2 separate regions of the Homo sapiens genome follow, and region 2 is linked to region 1. Evidence: chromatin loops called from intact Hi-C (ENCODE). Cell type or tissue: HepG2. All regions are shown on one strand. Links, peaks and the distances in the headings refer to the core of each region. The heading gives the core; the rest is flanking DNA. Region 1 overlaps LOC100506851 (a long non-coding RNA gene). Region 2 holds the start of LOC100506851 (a long non-coding RNA gene).

Region 1 (12,207 bases), core at 1,357-9,356:
GTCATTCAGGAACAGGTTGCTCAGTTCCATCTGAGCTTTGAAGAGAGCAGTGGTTCTCCCAGCACGCAGCTGGAGATCTGAGAACAGGCAGACTGCCTCCTCAAGTGGGTCCCTGACCCCTGACCCCCGAGCAGCCTAACTGGGAGGCACCCCCCAGTAGGGGCAGACTGACACCTCACACGGCCGGGTACTCCTCTCAGACAAAACTTCCAGAGGAACGATCAGACAGCAGCATTCGCGGTTCAAGAAAATCCGCTGTTCTGCAGCCACCACTGCTGGTACTCAGGCAAACAGGGTCTGGAGTGGACCTCTAGCAAACTCCAACAGACCTGCAGCTGAGGGTCCTGTCTGTTAGAAGGAAAACTAACACACAGAAAGGACATCCACACCAAAAACCCATCTGTACCTCACCATCATCAAAAACCAAAAGTAGATAAAACCACAAAGATGGGGAAAAAACAGAGCAGAAAAACTGGAAATTCTAAAAAGCAGAGTGCCTCTCCTCCTCCAAAGGAATGCAGCTCCTCACCAGCAATGGAACAAAGCTGGATGGAGAATGACTTTGACGAGTTGAGAGAGGAAGGCTTCAGACGATCAAACTACTCCGAGCTACGGGAGGAAATTCAAACCAAAGGCAAAGAAGTTGAAAACATCCCCTTTCTTAAGTGTATACACAGGTGGGATTTAGATGGGATGAGGGAGGAGGGGACACTTAAATCAAGGGAACAGCCTGAGTAATGGCAATATATTCATGTATGAGAGAAGTAATAAGGAGAGTAGCCAGACTACAGCAGACAATTTCTCCTAGAGGGGGATTGTGGGAGGTTAAGGAGGAATCTTCTGGTGGCACAATCTTATAGAATAGTGGGTGTGCTCGGTTGTAGAGTGATGGGTGGGTGCCAAAGAGATGTGGAGGAGAAGAAGGTGGCAAAGCTCACAGGTGGGTCTCTCCACTGTGGAGAGAACTGGGTTGCTATCCTGAGTGCAAAGTCAGGAAGCAGTACACAAAACCACCCTTACTTCTGACACCAAATGCAATTCCAGGGTTTCTGGAGACCACTCTCAGTTTCCATAGTTCACTAGAAGGACTCACAGAACTCACTGAAAGCTGTTATATTCATGGTTTTGATTTATCACAGTGAAAGGTTACAGAATCAAATCAGTCAAGGGAAGTGATACATAGGGCAGTGTCCAGAAAAGTCCCCAACAAAGAACTGATTGTTCTCTTCCAGCATATTGTGGACAGCATTAGCTTTCCCAGTAACATTGTGAGGCAATATGCACAAAGTACTGCCAACCAGGGAAGCTCACCCACGGCTTGGTGCCCAGAGTTTTTATTGGGACTCAGTCACACAGACCTGGTTGATCACCCATGTGTTCGACCTCAGTCTCCAGCCCCACCAAAAGCACATTATTAGACTGCTGGCGTGGCCCAAGTCCCTCAGGTAGACAAAGATATGACATTCTAAGGGGTTAGAGAGTACCTCCCAGGGCCCAAGGAAAAAGCCAGGCTTCTCTTTGGGTATGGGCAATTTATTACTATACCCTGAGGTAACATATTTTGTTCTTCATTTTGTCCCCTTTTTCTTTTCTTCTTCTTCTCATTTCTGTCCTTTTCCAAAATTTTTAAGGTATATATCTATGCCCAAACAGTCTATGCCCAGAAGACCCTCTCCTCTGCTGCTGTCCAGTCACTGTCATAGTGACTGGGTTCTATGTACTGAGAACAGGGTCAGTGGCGTCTCTTCATTCTAAGTTTGACAAACGCCGCAGAGTATGCTGGGAAAATTTCCTGGTGCCAGGACCCTGGAGAATGTTATTTGCAAGACAGTTTCCTCCTCAAGTTGAAAAAATACACAAACAAATACAAGTCACGTCAGAAACCAAGTACTAAAAGTCTGAATCCCATGGCAGCATAGGGATTGCCCCTTTCCACTAGGGATAGAGCATGCTGAAGATTTATGCTGGGTCATATAGTCTCAAACAATGAGAGTTCTTAAAAATATTAAATTACCCTAAATAAATTGACTATGTGATTCAGGTAAGGCTGCCTCACAGCCTTAGAATAGGTCCTTTTAAAGCTCTCTCAGGTGTCTTTTTGTTTTATTTGAGATTCCTTTCTTTGCCACCCTGTTTCCTTCAGTGAATGCTCAGCCAGGGAAAGCCTTCTCAGAAAACGAGGAGATTTCACCACCTTGAGTCTTTGATCTTCCTTAATTATCTTTAGAGATTTCTATAAGAGTAGCCTGCCTTAATTTTTTTTTTTTATTCTTTGGAAACATCAGACTGGGTCCAGCTTTGGGCTTATGCCTACATTATAAATGCTAAAGGGCTTTATTTGCAAATAAATTACTTCCCACACACACTTGTCAAACTAAATCATAAGGCACAAAAATAAAAGGACTTGAATTGACAAAAATGATAATTATTCGCAAAGGGAAACCATTTCAAATGTGTTCCTACTTACCCACACCTACTTTTTGATCTTTGGTCCAAAAACCCTCTTAAATTAAGCGTTTTGCTTTCAGTGCACTTATCTCAGAATTGTGGAATGAAATAAATAGGGAACATAAATGGCATTATTTTAAAATAATGCAATTTGTGTCTAGTATGGTCATGTGTGGTACTCTTACTTATTATGCTGAACTGTAATTTAAAATAGTTCATATCCTATATACTAAAAACTAACCCAGGGTTTTCTCCTACATTTTCAAAAATCATTATTATACATTCATATTGTCATTAACATTGATCATGCTGCCAGACAAGTGTTCTGCTTTATATATTTAATTAGATGTTTTATGTTTTATACTTGCACCTTGAGGTAATCTTAACATGAAGGGGACAATTTTGTAACTGCAAAAAAAAAAAAAAAAACCCAACACATATAATGAATAATATGTTTCCTGCTGCATAGAACTTTTAAAAGCCAAAATTCCTGCCTCAAAATGTTTTCAGGCTAAGGAAATTATTAGGAAAATTAAATGCTTTTAAAATGTCAAGAGTGAGTTAGTTCACTTATTTGGTTTGAGTTTTGGTTTGTTTGATGTATTCATGAAACCTGTTCTTATAGATGAGTCTATTTTTGCTGAAGAGAAATTATGAAGGTTTATTAAATAGGTTATTTGTAATCCTTAAAAAATTAAAGATAATGTAAGTGCCCCAAAATAGGAGGCTGGTTGCATAATGATGGAGCATCCATACAATGTGGCCCATAAAAGTCAGGATGTAAAATATTTAATGATATAGAAAAATGTTTACTATATGTTAAGTGAAAAAATAAGATTATAATGTAGTATGCACAGAATACTCCTTATTTGATTAAGAAAAAGTATGTATTCTATGAATAAATAATATATGTCAATATGCACAGAAAACACTGAAAGGATGTTCATACTAGGTTAATAGTGGTTCTCTTTACATAAATTAGGCATGGTTTGGAAGATCATAAATCATTAATTCTTAGAGACAAAGAAACTTTGAGATCACTTAATTCAGTTGCTCATTAACTCACCAGATAACTCATTCCATATACCGATTGATCCAAATATTTGGGAGTTTTTTCTTAACTTGTGTCTGCCTCCCTGTAATTTCCACTAGCTGATCCTATGTCTGCCCTCTGGAGCAGTGGGGAATAAATTCAATTCTTTATACATGACTGCTTCAACTATTTAAAGACAACTCCCAGTTCTTCCTAAATCTTTTTTTCTTCAGGGCGACAGTTTATTCAGTCTTTCTTTATGGTTTCCTGACTCCTCCCATGGCCCCACCATACTTACCTGGAGGCCCGGGAGTTGTTTGCATCCCTCTAAAATGAGTCATCCACAGTAGACCCTGCATTCCAAGTGTTCTTTGGCCAGATAGAAGCCAGTAAACCTCTTTGTTCCTTTGATCTCTGCGTAGCAAAAGCTGTCATTCATATCAACTTAAAGTTAACTAAAACTCTTTCAGGAAGTTTCTGCATAAGCAACTATTAAGAACCATCTGATCCAATCTGAGTTTATTCTATTAATTATTTGAATCCAAAGCAGGACCCATACAGCTACAACAATCTGTTTTTCAGCTTCTGGTCTTTATATTAATCCTTCATATGCCATATTTTACTTGTTTTAGTCCATATCTAAGTCTATCAAATACTGATATGTTTTAGGAAATAAAAAATCTATAACATTTAGTATGGAAAATAAGGACCAGTACAAAATGGCAAAACCAAGGAAAAAAAGAAATTCAATAATATCATATATAGTAGAGTGGTTAGTCAAGAAAAGGACATAAAATATGCTTGCTTTTTCCCTGACTTTTACAAGCAGGCCTCATTATTGGGCTTTCAGCCCTGTACCTACACAGAAGCACTCCCCAATGATATAGCTTGGACAGACCTCCCTACATTTTCCTCTTCATAATCCCATCCAATATTATGGCTTCAGCAATTATAGCTAATTTGTAAGTCCCAAAACTACATATTTGAGTCTGACTCTTGAATGAAATTCCAATGCCAATTTTCAGTTACTTCCTCTGTGTTCTCTACTTGGATGCTCATCTATGCATCTCTAAAAAAACTGAAGTCACCATACTCTCCAAAGTTATCCCTTCTCCTTTGGTTTCTAATCTGTTTGTAATAATTCTGTCCTTCTTGCTGGACAGCTTTGCATTTTAATCAATTAATTCATTCACTCATCAAATATCACTGGGCACCTAAAATCTGTCTTGCACCAATGACTATGTGCTGAGGATATGGTGGTGAATTAAAGTTCTTTCCCACATAGAGCCTCATTCTAGGCTACAAATTGTGTTATATAAGTGCAGTGATTTAAAATAAAATAAGAGAGAGAGCGTAAGAGTGTTTGCTTTCCACATTTAATAAGTCTCCAAGGCCTTTCCCTTCACTTTTAATGTCTCTGGTATTTATCCTTATTCCTCAGATCCCACACTATCCAAGTTCTGCTTTCAATGTGCCTCATTTGACAAATGGCAAAAATGTCTTGGTTTAACCCAGTTCATTTGAAAAAATATGTATTGAGCCCTTACCATATGCTGGGCGCTAGAATTGATACCGATCCCAAAATGATTTCTAAAAAATTTGCAATCTAGAAAGAGGGAGGAAACAAGCATCCAACCCACTTAAATACAAAACAAAATTGATAAACTCAGAAATTATACTCAACCAGCCATGGAAATTCACAAGATGGGGAGCTTCTGGAGAGGACTCAGTTAAAATGCTGCTTGAAGAATGGATGGGACCTTTACAATTTGCATTTGGGGAGGCAAAAGCACTCTCGGCAAAAGACTGGATGAGTCAAGAGAGGAATACCGAAAAGCACAAATGTCCGAATAATAGTGGGTGGTGCCATTTGCTGGGAGCTTAGGTTATTGGTAGAGGAAGCCGAGGTTAGGAAGGTAAACTGGGGCCATTCTGTGAAGAGTTTAAAAGGCTGGTTCAAGGAATTTGTATGTAATTCATTAAACTATGGAAACCTATTTTCTTCTCTTTGGAATGTGCATGACCTTTCTGTTAATCTGTTTGTTTATAAAACATGAGATAACTGCTTTCCACTAACCTAGGATATTGGCATACATGTTGGAACAGTACCTTATTATATGAAAGCTAAGTAAACATTGGTAGATGGTGGTATGAATGTATTTATGTCACAAAATTATGTTTCTGAGCTTTGGAGTATTTTAGGTTCCCATTATTTTGAAATTAGATAAAGGCTGCCAGTGAGACAATTTACAAAGTTCTATTCTCTTAACTTTAAATAATGAAGAAAAAAAAGCATTCTCCTTCAGCATTTATCAAAATTCAACAAACTGGCAGAGTCTAAAAAACACAACAAATGTGACCACAAAATTTTAGTAGAGTATCTTCAGATGTTAATGAATGTCTGAATGAAAATACCATAAATATGGTTTCTTCTAAATATATGTAAATAATTACCCATTTCTAGAATGAAACATTAGTTTCCAAAGAAGTAATTTGTCTTTCTAAACAAAAAAGACTGAATTGTTTAATTTAAATTTTGCATCAAGTTACAAAAGGAAATTCCCATTTGAACTGGTTTATTTCAAAAGCAAATAAACCAGTTGAGGTTTTCAAATATAGAATTATATGTATTGTGTTGATGACTTGTCATAACAAACAACATTCTGGTGTAACTTCTTATTCTGTACATGGACAATCTTCAAAGTATGGAATTGGTAACGAGTATAGTACTTTGTACTATATGGAGTAGATTTGAAACCCAATAAGATTTCAAAATTGGCCAATTTTACCAAGAAAACATGAAGAAAGGTTTCCATGGTTTCAGAGAATCAATAGTGCCCTCTAAAGGAAATCTATGTGAGGTACATTCAATATCTAGGTTTAATTCAGCACTTATTCCACGAAAATGCTACTTAATTGTAACTTATAATAATACAGATTAAAAATTACAAAAAGAATGCAGGCCAGCCCTCGTCATAAGTATCGCAAGTAGCTGTCTACACCAATGCTGGACTGGCTGGCAGAGCCACTTCGGTCCTAGTTGCTTTTGCCCCTTGTGAACTGTTGTTACCATCCTTATGGAAAGTTCCTAGAAAGGGAAAAGGGGATAATTTCCAAGTAGAGGATTAGACATCCTAGGATTTGGAGAGATTGGAACCCCAGAACAGATCCAAGTAGGTATCTTGGGAAAACGTGCTACACTGAAGAAAATATCTGCAGAATTAAATGCTGAGAAAGTCAGCTTTTGCCCAGGGCAATCGCTGAAAACCTGTGTAACGGGAAAGATAGACAAATTAGCTGAATTAGAAGAGGGCAGGCAGTGTAGCCTGGCTGAAACCTATGAGCATGAAAAGAAAAAGTGATATGAAACATTTATGGATTTTTATTTGTCCATCTAATTTTGTGGTTTATGGTTTTGCTTCTGTCCATTTTTCAAACACACACAGATCCATTCACAAATAGCTTGATAATGTCACAAGAAATATTGGGCAAAACCATATATTGCTATTGCCAATTAGGAGCAGAGCAAGTCTTGGCGATTACTATCTGCCTTACAGACATTAAAAAGTCAGTGAGTACAGAAGATTATTAACTCCAGATATTAATGGCTGCAGCAGAGTTACTGTCATAATGAGATGGTTGGGAATGAAAACACTTCATTTATTGTTACCAAAACTACACGTATAGAGCACTGTTTACATTTTTAAAACTTTTCCTCCAGAGTTCAGGTCCAGCTTTATCAGATAACAAAGATCACAGAGTAGGTCAGCACTTAGCATGTACACCTGTAGAAAACTTACCCTGAAATATTGGACAACTTACCCTGACATATTACTATACATATATCACTTCACCTGAGCCTCACAATAACTCATGGGGTTGGCAGAGCAGCTACTATAATAGCAGAGCAAGACAAAAAAAATCTTGTGGAGCATGAGTCATATTATGTGGGAAAATTAATTTTCCAATATCTATTTTTCTACTTATTGATTGGAATATTAAAACACTTGAAGATATACTAGGTTAAATGTTAATGGAAATAAAAAAATCTGCTAAGATGATACCGTGGCATCAACCACAGTCAGCAAGCTGTTCCCCAGCTTTTGGGACAATCCAGGTTAAATGGCACATTTCAGCAGAGAAGCTGTGGTAAGTAGAGCAAGGGGACAGCACTGCACCATCTTAATTAGATGTGACACATTAGTCTGAAGTAATCTGAGAATTAAAGCAAATAGAGCCATCTTTAGCAGGTTCCTCAAAATGAGACCAAAGCTACAAGTTGTGTCATCAGAGCAGAAGGACAGCAGGAGCTGCTGGAAGCAGCTGACTGTTATCACCACATCACATCGACTCACAGGCCTCCTAGGGTGTATTTGGAACTTCACAGGCTACAGTTCAAAGGGACTTTAAATGTTCGTTTAGGTTTTCCTTCCAATGGCTCTTAAAAGAGAAATCCCAGAGAGCAAAGATTCCTTTAAATCTCCAGGGCAGGAGGTAACACAAAACCCCTCCTCCTATAATTTATTATTTTTAGCTAAGAGGCTAATTTAAAGGAGGAGCCAAAGACGTGCTTGTAGGGAGTTTATCACCACCATAGCATGGCACAGTGGCTGGCTGGGCAGGAACCATAGGATTCCTTAGGTCTGACTGCCCTGTCTCCAGTGTGTAATGGAAGAGATATGTGCAGCATTCTCTCAGCATTTTCAGAATTCCCTTCTGGAACCAAGGCCCTGCTCAAGAACAGTGGCTCTAGATGAAGTTTGCTGCTCATAGGTGCTTCTGGATGAATAAGCAAGAACGTTTCTAGCCTGGGCAACAGACACAGCCTAGGTACAAGTGAGTGTTGGAGAAGCTGCCTTCAGTACCCTGGTCATCAGCCACAGCCCTGAGTCTGAGGAAGGGGCTGTTGTGTTCCTGCTGATGCCCACAAAAACTGAGGCTTATCACTGCCACAACCCAGCTCCACTTGTCCTGTTAGCTATTTTTATTATACTGTACTATATGGTCATCAGTACTTGGACACAGACAAAAATGGCACGGACAGAATTCCACGTGGTTAGGCAGGGCAAGTTATTAAAATCCCCAATTGGCTGCTAGCAAAACTAACAGAGGAGTTAAATAACTGGACCTGAGGACACTGCTAGCGAACAACCCTGTTTCCACCCTTTAAGCCAATGCTCTTCGCTTTTCGTCACTTACACACTTTACTTTGGGTCATGTGTCAATGAGGCAATCCAATAAAATAACAAACACTCAAGGGAGGAGAGCAGAAGTACTTCCCCTTAGACTCTCCTCTCTAAGGTCTTTCGGGAGATATCTTAAAATGGTCACTGTCTTCGTAAAAATTTTAGGCTGGAAAGGACAGAATTTTGTTGTGATTTTTAGGTTGACGAAAAGGAGTAAATGTACATCTTTTAGTGTCTCCCATGGGATGTTCAGAGTACATACCCACAGAATCTTTTGGGTGTTTATGAAAACTGGCCAGGATAACAGGGTTCTGCTACGTGTCAGGATGGGGGAGGGTGTTGCTGGGAGACAGGTCTTGAAGGGTACTACATTGATAAAGGAAAGTCATCTGTATGAAAACCCTCTGTCAAGGTGACTGCAGTTATTAAACTATGGAGTCATTCAGGATGTTTCCTGTGAACAATGGAGCAGTTATTCTCATAAATTTTAGTTTTATTTTACTAGATTTAAGCAGCATTTTGGTGTCCAGAAAAGCAGGAGCCCTGGGAAAGTTTTGAAGGTCTTGTGAGATAGGACAAGGAAATAATAGTCAATGGGGCTGTGTACCTAAATGAGCATTGGTCCAGAGTATTCATGGCAACAATAGCTTACTCGGTCTTCTGATAAAGAGAAAGAAACTAAATCCTGAAAAATATTTCTAGAGTCTTACTCATTACAGGGGCAATCAATGGTGTTAGAGAAACTTCAGCCCTAGTTTCTTCTGCCTACTGTGACCTGTTGTCACCATCCTTGTGGAAAATTCCTGGAAAGGGAAAAGGTGATGATTCATGACTAAAGGATTGAACATACTGAATTCTCAGAGATAGGAAACCCAGAAGTTAAGAAGTGTCATTTGGCCTCCATTAGTCTATTTAATCCCAGTAGCTTAAGGTTGTATTAATCAGGAAAACATACTTTTATGAGCATCAAAAATTGGAAAGCTAAAAACGACATTGCTGGAATGTAGGGTCCTGGAAACTATCTTCCTCCCATTTGGGGCATTTTTCTGCTGGCAACCAAGACTGTGGGGACCGGCAAATACAGTTTGCAGCTGCTTCAGGGGCAGCAGGAGCCAAACTCTGGACTCCGGTGTCCAGCGACTGTGGTGATGTTGGCTTTCTAATTCTGGTCTTTTATTGTCTGAGTTGTAGCTGGATGATGCATTCTTGAAGTCAGGTGGCCTCCTGATTGTAGTAGAAAAGTGATTCCCCTGTAGGTGGTCAGCCAGTGTTCTATGAATCACACCCAGAAGCCCAATGTAGAGCCTGCTCCTCCAGTTCTTCCAATTTCATAAGCACCTCACTCCTTGTATTAAATCCTTTCTGTTTAAAGTATCTAGAGGTTTCTGCCTTAGGTACTATGCTGTCTGATGCACAGAGTACTAGGAAAAACAAAAGAGACCTACACTAAACAAGTTCTGTTGATATTTTCATGTCAGTAATAAAGAAATAAAATCTAGGTAAACAAAGAATCTACTAAGGAGAAAAAATCCGAATTAAAGTTATCTGTAACACTTAATACCAAGAGAATTGGCATGGTATCAAATTTGGGAAAAGTGCATGTCCCTAAGATTTATAACCCATAGTTGCATAACACGGACTCTGAGAAGCTTGCAATAAAGAAGTATGCTTAATTTTGTTTGCCCAAGTGTTTCCTAAATTTATTTCAGAATGACAGTCATTATTTGGGAAATACTAATTTATTTAATTATGAGGGAAAAAGTACAGTGTCAATATAACTAAGAAAACATTTGAAACATCAAAAACAAAAGATTGGAATTTACTAAGTGAAGACAGATACAGAAAAAAAACCAGTAAGCAGTAAAACCAACAGAGTTAAAGTCTAAGTAACTGTTAATACAGTTATTAAATTTAGTATGCATATCAAGTAAAAGTCTTGAAAGGGAATGTAAAGTAATAATAATAACAATATGAATTTACATTCCTATAACATTTGAACAAAAACCAGCAAATGGGAAAGGGGGAATGAAGAAAATAGGATAATTTTTATATCTTCCACTGAGAGGGTCAACAGATTTGGGTTATTCTTGACACAGAGAGAAAAATTTAGGAAATAAATAACTGAGTGAACAAGTGTTTAATGATGAGGTAATATAAAAGTACTATGATTAATAACATTCAAATCAATAGACAGAAAAAAACAAAACCTAACAGAGGAAAAAAAAAATCAAGAACTTCAAGTATTAGCTGGTTAATGTTAAACAAAACCCAGCAGTGACAACTCTAAGTGTAACAAGCAAAAAACACTTATGCTGGCTTTTAAAGAAATCCAAATATATGCTCTTTATAAGAACATATCAAAGACAAAACCATATAGAAGGCATAAAATAAATCAAGGGATGAACAAAAACATGAGACATGCAAACCAAAGAGAAGTAGGGGGTCTTGATGTCAACACCAAAATAAAATTCAAGGTAAAAGAAATTACTTGAAGCAAAAGGGAGACTTTTATGTTGCCAAAAATTACACAATAATGACAAAGGGAAGTGATACTATTTTCTCCCTCTGAGTGCTCCCCCTGATAAGTGTTAAGTGTTAAGGTGCACCTCCAGAAGTGCCTCCCCTTAGCTCTCATTTGTTCCTTCCACAGGGTTAACTTATTTGATCAGTGAAATCAGAAAAGGATCATTCTGCATTCGTGGACTACTCTCATTGACACACTCGCTTACCCATCTGAAAACAGCGTGAGTTCTGTGTGGAAACCTCCCTGAATCATACAATGGTAAAATTAAAATCTGGCTTTGGAAAAATTCAGCCCTCCCACCTAAGCCATCCAATGAACAATAAAACAGTGTGCTTGCTATGCAGACACCACTTCAAGATACACTCCCAAGCATGCTCTTCCAATCACATTGTTGTTCCTATCCCTACCATTTAAAAATTCTGGGGCAACTGCCTTTTCTCATCTACCTTTATTTATGACTAAATAAAGTGAGTAAGTAGTGGAAAGTCTGTTTTGGTTAGAAATTCAGTCCTGAATTAGAGAAGTCCCCTAATTCAGTGTAGCATGCAAAGAAGCTAATATTTCATCCGATCCAATCCAATTCGAGTATCTTTCTCAATTAGTTTATAAACTGGAAAGGAAAGAGTTGTGAGTATTTAACACCCTCCAAACCTCCAAAATGGGGACCATTAACTTTATTGAAAATACATTAAAGAAATATATAAGAAGAAACTGACAAAATCACATTTTATTTTCATTTTTATTTGTAAATAAATAGAGAGGGGGTCTTGCTATGTTGACCAGGCCTCAAGTGATCCTCCCATCTTGGCCTCCCAAAGTACTAGGATTACAGGAGTAAACCACCATGCCTGGCTGACAAAATAACATTTTTAAAAGGAAATGAATGCTCTCTTTCAATCTTAAATTGAGCAAAAGGACAAAGAGCAGAACTGAAATTTGTATTCTACAGAGAGTTCTCATTCTTTTCATGTATTCATTAAAAAAAAATCTGCAAAATTGATCATATACTAAGCTCC
Region 2 (12,207 bases), core at 1,870-9,869, 62 kb before region 1:
GGCAGTATGCCTGGGATACTACAGGAGAATCATGGTACGTTGTTTGAGAACAGTGGCTTCACTCCAAAATTTGAGAGAAGTTATATCAAAACAAATGCAAATGTTTTATAAGATGCAAATTGACCTAAGTTTAAAAGCTAAAATGCGAGAAATTTCAGATTTACCTTTCACTACAATCTCAGAACCCTAAGCATAGGAATTCTTTCTACTATAAGGGCCACTTTGCTAGAAAAATTTGAGAAGTGCTAGTTTCCAGCACCCTGTCCCCTGGAAGCCTCTGGGAAAATGAACACATGTTGACTATTAGTGGTGAGGGAACATTTACAATCACTGCAAAATGTGAGCTGTTGAGGATAGATAACCCCTTAGACATCACCCAGCACAGAGAAAATACTTGAAGTTATGAGACCCCAGAAGCAGAACTTTGAATTCTGGGTGTATACAAGTCATACTTGTTGAGCAACAGTGGGAAAGTGCTTCAGTGGGACATCAGAATATTGTATGTGTGGGGTAGGGTTACTAAAAGGCCATCTTTTTCTTCATTATCCATTTACTCACCCTGCAAACCTTCAAGAACTTTCTCATGCTCCCTTTTCAGAGAAAATGCTCAGAGATCTATGAAAAGGGTAGCAAACCACGTGAGACCTCATCTCCTCTCCAGTCACAGGTGACTTAACCATAGGTGGATACCACACTCAAGGCAGTGTGTTTGGAATGCATTTGTGTACATGAAAAACCCAGGCATTCTTTAATTTAGGAGTATGAAAGTTGGAGTTACAAACTAACGTTAGTCAGTGTCTGATGGACTTGTGAATGGTATAAAGCTGGAGATCATGGTGGCCACATGCATGCTAAAGCAGTGAAAGTCAGTAGTTTTTGAAAAGATAAAACCAGATGTGCAGAGAGAAGCAATCAGGAGAACGTGCAGTTCTGGGGAGATAAAAACATAACTTTAGTTTCTGAGTTCTGGCCCCTCATGAAGCCTGACTGTTTTGTGAACACTTCTGCACCTTTCCAATGAATTCCATTGGTTGCTTAAGCTGGATGGAGGAGTTTCATTCCTTCCCACTAAAGTTCTCTGACAAAGGTAGAGGGTGTTATCACAAAGAGGGTTAGAACATAAGAAAATGTGGCACATATACACCATGGAATACTATGCAGCCATAAAAAAGGATGAGTTCATGTCCTTTGCAAGAACATGGATGAAACTGGAAACCATCATTCTCAGCAAACTATTGCAAGGACAAAAAACCAAACACCGCATGTTCTCACTCATAGGTGGGAACTGAACAATAAGAACACATGGACACAGGAAGGGGAACATCACACTCCGGGGACTGTTGTGGGGTGGGGGGAGGGGGGAGGGATAACATTAGGAGATATACCTAATGCTAAATGATGAGTTAATGGGTGCAGCACACCAACATGGCACATGTATACATATGTAACAAACCTGCATATTGTGCACATGTACCCTAAAACTTAAAGTATAATAATAATAAAATAAAATAAAATAAAATAACAAAACAAACAAACAAAAAGAACATGATCAAAACCCAACTTTACCTGGGTGTAGCATAACCACAGAATTTATCATCCTAACGGGGACATTTGGGGCGCTGTTAATGATTACTCCAACACAACAGGAGAACAAGGATGTTTGGCCATCCTTCCCAAGTGGTAAAGAAGGGAAATCAGGTATTAATTGTTTGCATTTCCTAGATACTCTTGGCTGCTTACATCTATGCTATTTCATCAGACAGTCACCATAACCGTATCTAGCTTGTCCTCTCAGACCAGCAACTGAATTAGGGATGAATGAATTTACAGGCCACTCAGGAAACTGGTATAAGAGCCAGGATAGGAACCTAGGTCTATCTGACCACAGATTCTGTTCTCTTCTCACCAGGCTCTCTTCTTCCATAACAGTTTTGTCTAGGGCCAAGCTGAGATAAGGCTACAGTACCAGCATCAGCATTCTGGGGCTGTTTGAGAGCAAAGATCAGTGAGAAGAGAAACACATGCAATCACACTAATCTGTCAGAAAACCCACGCCCACCCTATTGATGCAAGGACAATGTCTAGCCTCGTTGCTGTTTGAAACGCCTTTCAGCTGAAGAAGCAAAATGAAAGGAAATTTCCACTAGCAAAGAAGGAAATTGAGGCAATTTTAAGACAATTTAGGAGAAGCCCCATTTTTTACCTGAGTTATTTGAGGAAACAAAAGATTAAGGGTCAGAATTTTTCAGATAATTGCTTGTTTTCCTAGTCTAGCAGGTTTAACACTCAGGCTTTCTTTTTGGAACCTGTATTGTCCTCACCATACAGTGAATACCCACCAACTTCTAGGTAAGACCTGTGTGGCAAAAGAAAGACATAGTGGGAGAGTAGAACCTGTTAGTCTCATTAAGACTCAGGTGAAAAAGTCTCTTCATTAACATTCTAATGAAACCCTGGGTTTCTTTCTGCTGAAATGCCAACTATAACAGGAAAATAATTAGTTCCGAGTTGTATATCCCTTTTCTTATCAGGCACTTCTAGCTCTGAGGACTAATCCAGTCCCAATCAAACAATTACTTGATGATTAGGGCTTCTGGGATTTGCTAACCATGGTGGGGAAGGTGCCAGGTTATTTGTGAGTCAGAAAAAGGGGTAATTACTGCCAACTGCACCCACCTGTTTATCCTTGGTAAGGGGTAGTCTGCCAGGATAGTAATTACATCTTAATTCCAGGCGACAAGACCCAGATAGGCAGTGAGCTCTCCATTCACAATGACCTAGCTTGAAGAAGGCTCCAGCACCTGAGAGGGAGGGCTTTTTATGCCATTAAAGGGTCCCAGCTGTTTTCCCTACCACTACTTTCAGAACCACTGATGATTCTGCCTTTGCATGGTTTGCTTGAAGTATGGGTTTCCAATAAAATCCCTGACTTTGTGAGAAGGTGAAAGGGTGATGGAAGAATTTTGAAGGAAGTTGTAGTATGGGACAGGGAGCACAATTTGGGTTGAGGACCTATTATAACCACTTGGCACTGTGCAGTCTGAGGCCCAAGGTCTGACCTCATAAAGTGTGATCACCTGTGGCTGAGGCCATGTAAAAGGCATGCTGGCCTTGCACTGGTTATCTGGAAGCCAGAAAAATATGTTTGACACAAGGCAACTTATCAAACCTTATAAAATGGAAATGTGAATTTTTATACATTGATGATAATAGAGAAAAAAACTTTTTGAAGAAAATAAGGAAATTGGAGCATGATTGTTTTTTGAAGAACTTTATAATAGTGTAAACCATATTTACACTATTTAGTGTAGTACTCTTCGTATGGTACCACATCTACCCACTATTTTCCTGACATTTTTCATGCTCACAGAATTGCATCATAGCAGTTAGGGAACCTCATGATTTCTCTTTTGAAATCCTTGAGAATTATTTAAATGCTTATGTGATTTTTCTTTGCCTTTCCCGACACAACTCTGAATCCAGAGAAACAATTTTAACAAAATTACCTGAATGCATAACCCCAATATATGTATGCACACAAACTTTTAGTGGTCTGCACTTAGAATACTTTTTATCTACAGAGGAATAGATAAAAATGCCTTTTGGTGCTAAATAATCAGACAGTGTCATTCATTCTAAATGAAAAAACAATCAAGTTGAGAAGAGAGTGGCATAAAACAGCAGCTGAACAGAGAAGTTAATGAATGTGAAGCCAGAAAACCAGAAAAAGAATTCCATCATCTGATATGTGATTATTTCTTATTACTATCTTAACAAACAAATTTTTTTGAGACTCTGTCGCCCAGGCTGGAGTGCAGTGGCGCAATCTCAGCTCACTGCAACCTCTGCTTCCTGGGTTCAAGTGATTTTTGTGCCTCAGCCTCCAGAGTAGCTGGGATTACAGGTGGCGCCACGACACCTGGCTAATTCTTTCTGTATTTTTAGTAGAGACTGGGTTTTGCCATGTTGGCCAGGCTGGTCTCGAACTCCTGACCTCAAGTGATTTGCCCACCTCAGCCTCCAAAAGTGCTGGGATTACAGGCGTGAGCCACCACGCCCGAACCTTATCAATATTTTTACCTTTCTCTTTGGTAAAATCCTTTTTTTTTTTTAGTTTTTTATAATGACCTTCAAATAAAAATATCATTTTATTTAAAGATTTAATAATGGCTTTCTCACAGAACAACTATTAAATAGTTTTTCCTGAGAACTTTCAATTAATTTCATTTCCCTGGAAATCATTGTTTTGAATCTAGTTTTCTTCCAGGTGGTCAGAATGCAAACATTACAGAAATGTTTTTCTTTTGTTCCAATTTTCTACCCTAATATCAACTTGAGCCTTTATAATTGGGAAAATTATATCAACACAGATGAATTTTCTTTAACAAGATAGCATTTTATTTACTTGTTACAACGATATCGTTTAATGATGGTGTCAGTTGCCCTGAAGAACCTGCATTTTGTTTCAAAATCATATGCAGTGATTTCTTTAAAGGGTAGGTCACTGCATTGTCTGGATTTTATGGGTAACTTTTAATTCATTATTTACAAACAATACTTCAAAATATAAATTTTGGTCAAACAATCGAACTGATTACTTCATTGGGAGAAGAGGAAGAAAGGGAAAGAAGGAATAATTAGAGCAAAAATGTAAGCATTTCATAAAGTTATGTCAAGAATTAAAGACAAGTTCAAGTTGAAGTTGAGTAGCTTTAATAGCAGTCCTTTAAGTTTTATTACATCACCTGGGCTGTTAATTTGCTACACCTACTTATACTCTGGTCTTTCTTCAACCACTACCAGCTGGCCAGCAATGCACTTTTGCCCTGGGATTTTTAGCTAAGCAGGTCTTGTTACCTTCAAAACCTTTTTAAAAGTTATGACTAAAAAATATACTTTGTAAATCTTTCAAAAAACAAGGTTTGTAAACACATTGGGTGATATTCCTGTCTTATTTAATGCTTGGTATTAGATATAGGCATCTATTACAATTTTTTAAAATGCTGTCAACTCTCCAAGCACTGCCCTTTCTGCAGCTGTGATTGGCAAAGCCCTGGAGGTTCTGTCACCCAGGAGGCAGGTAGGTACTCCTTAGTAGCGGCTGAATAACACCACATTGAGCGTCACACAGAGGCCTGGATCCAGCCTTCCTTCTTCCACTCAGACACACTGTCTTGTGTGGTAACTGCACCCCATGGAGCCAGATATCCAGGCTTCAGTCATTCATTGAAATACTATCCCATAAAACACCCCCTCTATCTTGCTGGGCTAGGCCCCTGGCTTTGTGCTGTCATGCACACGCTTAACTTCTCTGAGCTTAGGAATTTGCTAAGAAAATCATAGTCCCAGCTAGGTTTCTAAGAAAAATGGTTAGATAGGACAAACACATTTTTTGTTCCATTGGCTTCCATTATTATTATGTTTTAATGCACACATTATTTTAAATCAAATCAGGGATTTTTCAGCCAGAAGAGGATGAAGTTGTTTCTGAGAATGCAGATAAAACCAAACATTAAACTTCAATAAGAAAAACATGCAACTTGAGTTCCAAGTAAAAAAAACAAAACAAAACAAAACTCTAGATGTCTTCAAATAATCTTGGCCAAGATCCTGGGTGTGGGAAGCCAGAGTGTGGTTCAAACTCAGGGATGGATTGAAAGCCTTCCTCTGCAGATTGGACTGACAAGGCTTGTCTATCAAAGAACAGATGCCCAGGGTGGCTCTGGGAGAGCACTGCCCAAGTTCTGGACTTTTCAAGGTCAACTCAGAATCTCAAAGAAGAAATAATATGAATGTCAAGGTTGGTTTCCTAGACCCAGGAGGTGGAGGGTCATGTACACAGATTCACAGGCTGTTGAGATCTGGAAGGTGCTGCCCAATGTTATAGAGTAAGAATCAATCAGGATCAGGATCAATCATATGTTGGGGGATGGGAGAAAACAAATAGTCTGGAGTGTTTTACATTGATTTTTCTTTCTATTTCACAAGTTGGATGGTATCTGCCAAGTTCTTTGGCTGTTTTGTGCCCCACATATGATGAATTCCGGTGTGCAAATATTATTGTGCACTGTGAGAACCAGGAATTGTAATCCAGGCCTTCACAGTGCACAATAGCATACCACATGCAGGGAGTAAAATACACTGCTTCCCTAAAGATGTTAGAAAAAGCACATTAGTTCTGAAGCTATTCAAATAGCTATTCAGAATAGCTGGTTCAAATAGCTATTCTATCCTGACCTCTATGGCTCAGCAGAGAAAGATTCATTTAAAAAGCAAAACAAAATGATCTAAAGCCTGATATTTGAAACTAGGCTATTTTGGGGCAGTATTTACCTGGTTCAAAAGACAATCCACAGTATAATCATTCACTCATAAGGAAGGCTCAAAACAATTAAAACAAATCAGTACTTTTGTATTAAGAATATCTAAAACAGCAGATTTAAAAGTCATGGAACAATTGGAAAAGCTTTGCCATTTGTTTTGCCTACTTCCCTGGTGCTGGTAATTGTGACCGAGGCAGAGAACTCTGGGCAGACAGGGCAGGTCCCTGGCAAACCTCCACCTTCAAGTTGAAAAGCTGAAGCCACCATGGCCCAAAGGAAGAATTTCCATCCCTGTGTGTGCCTGCTCTCTCCTGATTGTTTCTTCCTGAATAATGTCTTTTTATCAATCAAATGTTGCCTTTTCCAAAACTACCTATGGCCTGCCCTGCCTCCCATCCTGTGCCTATAAATATCCCAGACTCAGCCAGCAGAGGGAAGAAGTGGCTGGACATCCAGGTAGGGCGACTTAACTTCAGAGACAGTGGCGGGTTGAGGCAACTTGACTTTGGAAGAGAGAGGCAGAGAGGAAGCTTGGCTTCAGGGGAGAGGGACCTGCCCTTCCCATCCCCTTCCCAGCTTCCCTCTCTGCTGAGAGCCACTTTCATCACTCAATAAAATTCTCCACATTCACCGTTCTTCAGTTTGTCCACGTGACCTCATTCCTCTTGGGCACTGGACAAGAATTTGGGATGCACCACATGAGTACCCAAAAAGGCTGTCACACTGGCCCTTTGCCCTTGCTGGCAGAGGGCAGCCACCGCATGTGACAAAGCAAAAGGCCCACTGAGCTGATAACACACTGCTGTCTGCAGGTGGCGGAGCTAAGAAAGCACTGTGACACACCCTCTGGGGCCTTGGGGTCACAAGGGCCTGCACGGAGTTTGCTCCTGCCAGTGGAGTTTGCTCCTGCTAGCACTGAAGCAGCCAGCTGGTTCCTGCACTTGTTTGCTCGCACGCTCCCTCTCGCAACAGGTGGAGCCTGGTGAACCCAAGTGAATGGAGTTTGCTCCCGCTGGGCCGCTGACCAGCTCTTGCACTTGCTAACTCTGATTCCACACTCGCTTGCTTGCACACTCCCTCCCGAGAGGGGTTGAGCAGAGCAGGCTGAGTAAATGAGGCACCCTTGCCACAAGTCCTATGAAGGGGTTGAGAAAATACCCTGCATCACTGGCAGGCACAGCCAAGGACATGCCTATGCTCAGGTAAGGATTATTTCCAAATACAGTTTGGGTTCAACTGTTTTTCAGACCAAACAGGTTTGGGGAACCCTTTCTTCAATAAGTTTCTGCAGGAGTAAGCAGAGTGATAGGAGAAGGCCTGTGTTGGTTATAACCTACACACTGCACTTTGTTTCTAGGGTGAAGTGTGCCTCTATAGGAGCCAAAAGAAAGAGGAATTTAACCTGCTTCTCAACAATAAAAACGAAGAACTATGAAATATTATAAAAGCTAAGAGATTTTTTCTATAAATCATCAAGCTGTATGTCTCTTGGCATTTACAGACTAACAATTCTTTTATCTGCTATGCATTCTAGATATACGAAACTCAACTTCTGGCAAAGGAGGGGGAGGGAGAAGTTCAAGTCACCCTGCCCTACTCTTCCCTGAGCATTGAAGGTTAACTCTGCCTTGACCTCTATAATTCCATGTTTTGTCCCATGATGCCTGTGTTCACATCCTAATCCCTAGAGCTTGTAAATGTGTTACCCTATGTGGCAAAAGGGACTTTGCAGATATGATTTAGAATTTGTAATGGGGAGATTATTCTGGATTACTCAGGTGGTCCCAATGCAATTACAGGAGCTCTTATAAGGGATAGAGGGAGGCAGGAGAGTCATCAAAAGATACATCACCACGGAAGCATGGGTTACGATGTGATTGCTTCTTGGAAGATGTAAAGGAGCCACAAGCCAAGGAATGTGGGCAGCCTGTAAAGCTATAAAAGGCAAAGAAGTGGGTTTTCCCCTAGAGCTTCTGAAAGGAATGTGGCCATGTCAATACTTTGATTTTAGCCCCATAAGACCCATTTTCTAAATTCTGACTTCTAGAAGTATAAAATAATAGATTTGTTTTGTTTTAAGCCACTAGATTTGTGGTAATTTGTTTCAGCAACCATAGGAAACAAATTCAATGCCTCATCATACATCCATGAGCAGAGGAAGACATTCACAGAATTCTCAGCAACTCTGGTCATTTCGGGCCTGGTCATTCCAGATTTAAGGGTGTTAGGGAATCAGTTACTCACCACTGAGGCCTCATTCAGAGCTCAGGATGGAGCCATTTTCTCCCCCAGCTGCAATGAGCTTGGCTTAGACTTCATGGGATGCTTTTGCTTCTGAATCTGTGAATCAAGGGGGTTGCACAGGTGAGTTTGCATACCTAATTGCCTCACACTCTACTTCTATCCTTCAGACATCAGTACCATTGTCCAGAGAACCTGACATGTTGTATGCAATTTCTGTGTCAGAGTGGACCTGAGAAAGTTCCTGGTGCCTAAATATGGGTTTTGAATCGGCATTGGTGATATCTGCCATGGTGGCATTCTGAATTTGATGACATAAATTGTCCACACGAATTGTCACTGAATCCTTGGTAAGTTTCTCCTCTGGTGGAATATCTAATGAAATAGTTCTCACGTCTACTTGGATCAAGCTATCGTTCATGGCAGGATAACAAACAAACCAGGTTCTTTGGCTCCTCATTATATGATGTGGCCTGATCTAAAGATTACAGCCCTTTCATATTCTTTTAGGATAATATGGAGAAAGTTATGATTGGTCAAAACTCCACCTGCAAGCCTATAGTGGGCTCCTCTTGAGGGAGTCAGGAAAAACCATAACTAGGTGTCCTCAAGGTGACACTATCGGTTGGCTGTCAGAGTCCAAGTCTCTGTTATCACTTCACCAGAACTGTAGTGGCTGAGGAATATATTGGTATTTTTAAAAAGCTCTCTGGGTAATTCTAACACACGGCCAAGGTAGGTTATAAACCACCATTCCAGGACATCTCTATGAGTTAAATGTCATTAATATCTTCATTTAACTGAAGGCAAAATCAAGGCATGGAAAGGTCACTTAATTTGCCCAAAGTCACACAATAAGTAAGGGACAAAGCTAGGATTCAAATGCAGGCTCCAGAGCCTAAAATGCATGGCTTCTCTATTACCTTGTGTAGAACTGAATCCTAAGCACACAGCAGAATTCCTATTATTCAACAAATGCTTGTTGAATGGATAAATGAAGGAATAAATGAATGTCAACACCTATTTGTGATATAGGCTTTCATTAAAATATTGATGGGTATGGGCTTAATATTACCTTTTAATTTACAAAGTACTTTCATACACTGTTTTGCTTCTTGTTCATTCGTGAAACATTTTTTCTAGAACTTAACTTTTAATTCTGAAACAAAAGTCTTGAAGTAAAGAAAAAAATACTAAATGAACAAATAGTAGCATTTTTATCCCCAAGCCAATGAAAAATAATCTTTTTTGAGCGCCACTATATTCTAGGATTTGTAGTATGTAATTTTCAATGTCATAATTTTATTTTAAACAGCTGACTATTTCTCATATTGAGAAATTCATTTTTGGATAGCCCAGAGCTAAATCAACTCAGAGATTAAAATAAATAAATTTTATTTGACTCCACTTTTAAAATACTGATTCAAGAAATGCTTCACTTCCCTAATGTAGCATAAATATATGTTTCATCCTCAGAATCTTCAGGATCTCAACAATGTTATCTTCCTAATCATTTAATGACAAAAAGGAAGTAAACAGACCAGAAAGCAGATTTTTTTTAAAGTTTAGAGCAATTTGTTACATGGTAGCATTAAAATGAAAACTAAAGTAAATCTTTTTCTGTAAAATATAAGTCCAAGAGATGCAAAAGCTGATTTTACCACAAACTGCTTGTGTACTAAAATAAAATGGAAAGTCGAGGAAAAGTAGAACAGTAATTGCAAATTGCCTTTTATATTGTGGTTGAAGGCACTTTCCTGTTCAATAATTTTAATAAAGAAATCCCCCTGGCCATCCCCCTGATCAGTTTGAACATAATTCCAGCATTATACACATTGTTCCCTTGGGCTTATACCTTCATGGTTTCAAATTATGTCTCGTATCCTGCCAAGACTTAGATCAGTCTACCGTAGTCAAATATTAGACTCCAAAGCAACTAGAAATTCATGTTTTCCTGTTTCAAAAACAAAAATCTATTTACAGTCAGCCTATCATTATTTTAATTTTTAAACTCAGCAGTCATTAGTAGAATTATAGACCATTCAGAAAGATAATGTTCAACTTAACTTTGTGGTACTTTCTTCTCCAAACTCTCAGTTAAATACCTTTAGACATTGGTTCCCAGCCTGCAGGATGTAGGTCTCTGTGGCGCCAGGATGTTAATGCAAGGGATTCTTTGCTTCCTGGATGGCTGTTTACTGGATAGCTAAAATGTTACACGCAGAAATGCACTACCATTTTCCAAATATACATAGATGTTAATGTGATTCATAAAATTTCCATTCTTAGTTAATTCACTGTAGCAGTTTTTCATAATGTATTTCCTCCGTCAAGTGACCACTGCTTTTGGGGAGGGATTGTAGTATGCAATATTTCTTGACATCAAGAAGAGGTCCTCATGATTGAAAATTAGAGAAGATACATAGCAAGGGAAATAGACACGTGAATGGTGACCTCTTCTGTTATACAGTATGTAAGAACAGCAGTAAACGCCTCCTCAACTAATTGTCAGAAGACTGTGTACTTCTCCTGGCTCCTTGTGATAGCCCTGAGTAAATAACTCCAAATAGTTCAAGCCCCAGATGTTTTCCATAGACACTTGAAAGTACATATTAAAACTTTTCTCGGTTTGCAGAGCAGAGGGCTGGCACGCCTTCATAGAAGGAATAGTTCTTCCACTGGGCAGTTGTGACAGAATTATATTCATTGCAAGCAAGGCCCTTTCAAGTATTCACATTTGGGATCTTATTGCATATCTAGGGGCATCGTCAGGAAACAGGAAGAATTTTTAAAAAGGATCTAATATAAGTGGATGGTGTAGCTGATCAGTTAGCAAATGACCGTCAACAGTACTGGCTGGAACCCAGCGAAGTGCAGGCTGGAGGCAGAAGAGAGCTGGGCCATTTCCTTGTGTGACAACCAATCTCTGTCCTTGGGATCACTGCTACTATTTATTTGGAATTTATTGAGTCAGCAACTGTTCTAAATTCATTGCCATCATTATTATGTTTAAATCTTGTTACAACCCTTAGGAGATAGCAGATGAAGAAAGAGATTCTGAGACGTTAGGTGGTCTTAAGTTCCCCTAGGTAGGGAGACTCGGGCCTGGAACTCGGATTTTTTTTTCTTTTGAGATGGAGTTTCGCTCTGTTGCCCAGGCTGGAGTGCAGTGGCACGATCTCGGTGCACTGCAAGCTCCGCCTCCCGGGTTCATACCATTCTCCTGCCTTGGCCTCCCGAGTAGCTGGGACTACAGGCGCCCGCCACCACCATGCCCGGCTAATTTTTGGTATTTTTAGTAGAGACAGGGTTACACCGTGTTAGCCAGGATGCTCTCCATCTCCTGACCTTGTGATCCGCCTGCCTCGGCCTCCTGGAACTCGGGTTTAACCTTTAAGCCTATGCTTTAGTAAATATTGGTGGCAAGACCAGTCTCTCAGCAGAGGTGTGAAGTAGGTGAAGGAAACCAGAATATATCACCCCCAAATATGCCTCATGGATATAAAAATTATTTTTGAACTAAAGGTAACTATGAAGCAGCAAATGAAGAGCTCTCTCTATCTTCCCCTTTTCTGCCTAAAAACAGTATAGATATTCTCCCTTATAGGAGACAACTCTTAGCCTAGATACAGTGCCAGGGGAA

Evidence for each region. Peaks named below come from ENCODE experiments on the same cell type or tissue, not always from the same donor. Only the 100,000 strongest peaks of a DNase experiment are listed, where the experiment ranks them.
Region 2: a loop joins it to region 1, with 2.9 times the contacts of the local background. A loop is called at or near these places in 6 of 110 quality-filtered maps.

The regions. Positions count from the first base shown.
Region 1 is chr6:79,460,107-79,472,313 of GRCh38, forward strand. LOC100506851 (a long non-coding RNA gene) reads left to right here. Exons shown (of 7, transcript XR_001744215.3): 6 at 11,318-11,411. Among named protein-coding and RNA genes, the nearest start is that of LCA5, 71 kb to the right of the region's middle. RefSeq lists an enhancer at 3,666-3,960. In HepG2, for the core only: a CTCF peak has its summit at 6,313 (motif pointing left); DNase peaks (open chromatin) are centred at 3,835 and 5,525.
Region 2 is chr6:79,397,698-79,409,904 of GRCh38, forward strand. LOC100506851 (a long non-coding RNA gene) reads left to right here and starts at 7,350. Exons shown (of 7, transcript XR_001744215.3): 1 at 7,350-7,525; 2 at 8,735-8,914. It also overlaps the pseudogene LOC100418713. RefSeq lists an enhancer at 6,570-7,168. In HepG2, for the core only: CTCF peaks have their summits at 6,757 (motif pointing right) and 7,150 (motif pointing right); DNase peaks (open chromatin) are centred at 2,004, 6,764 and 7,224.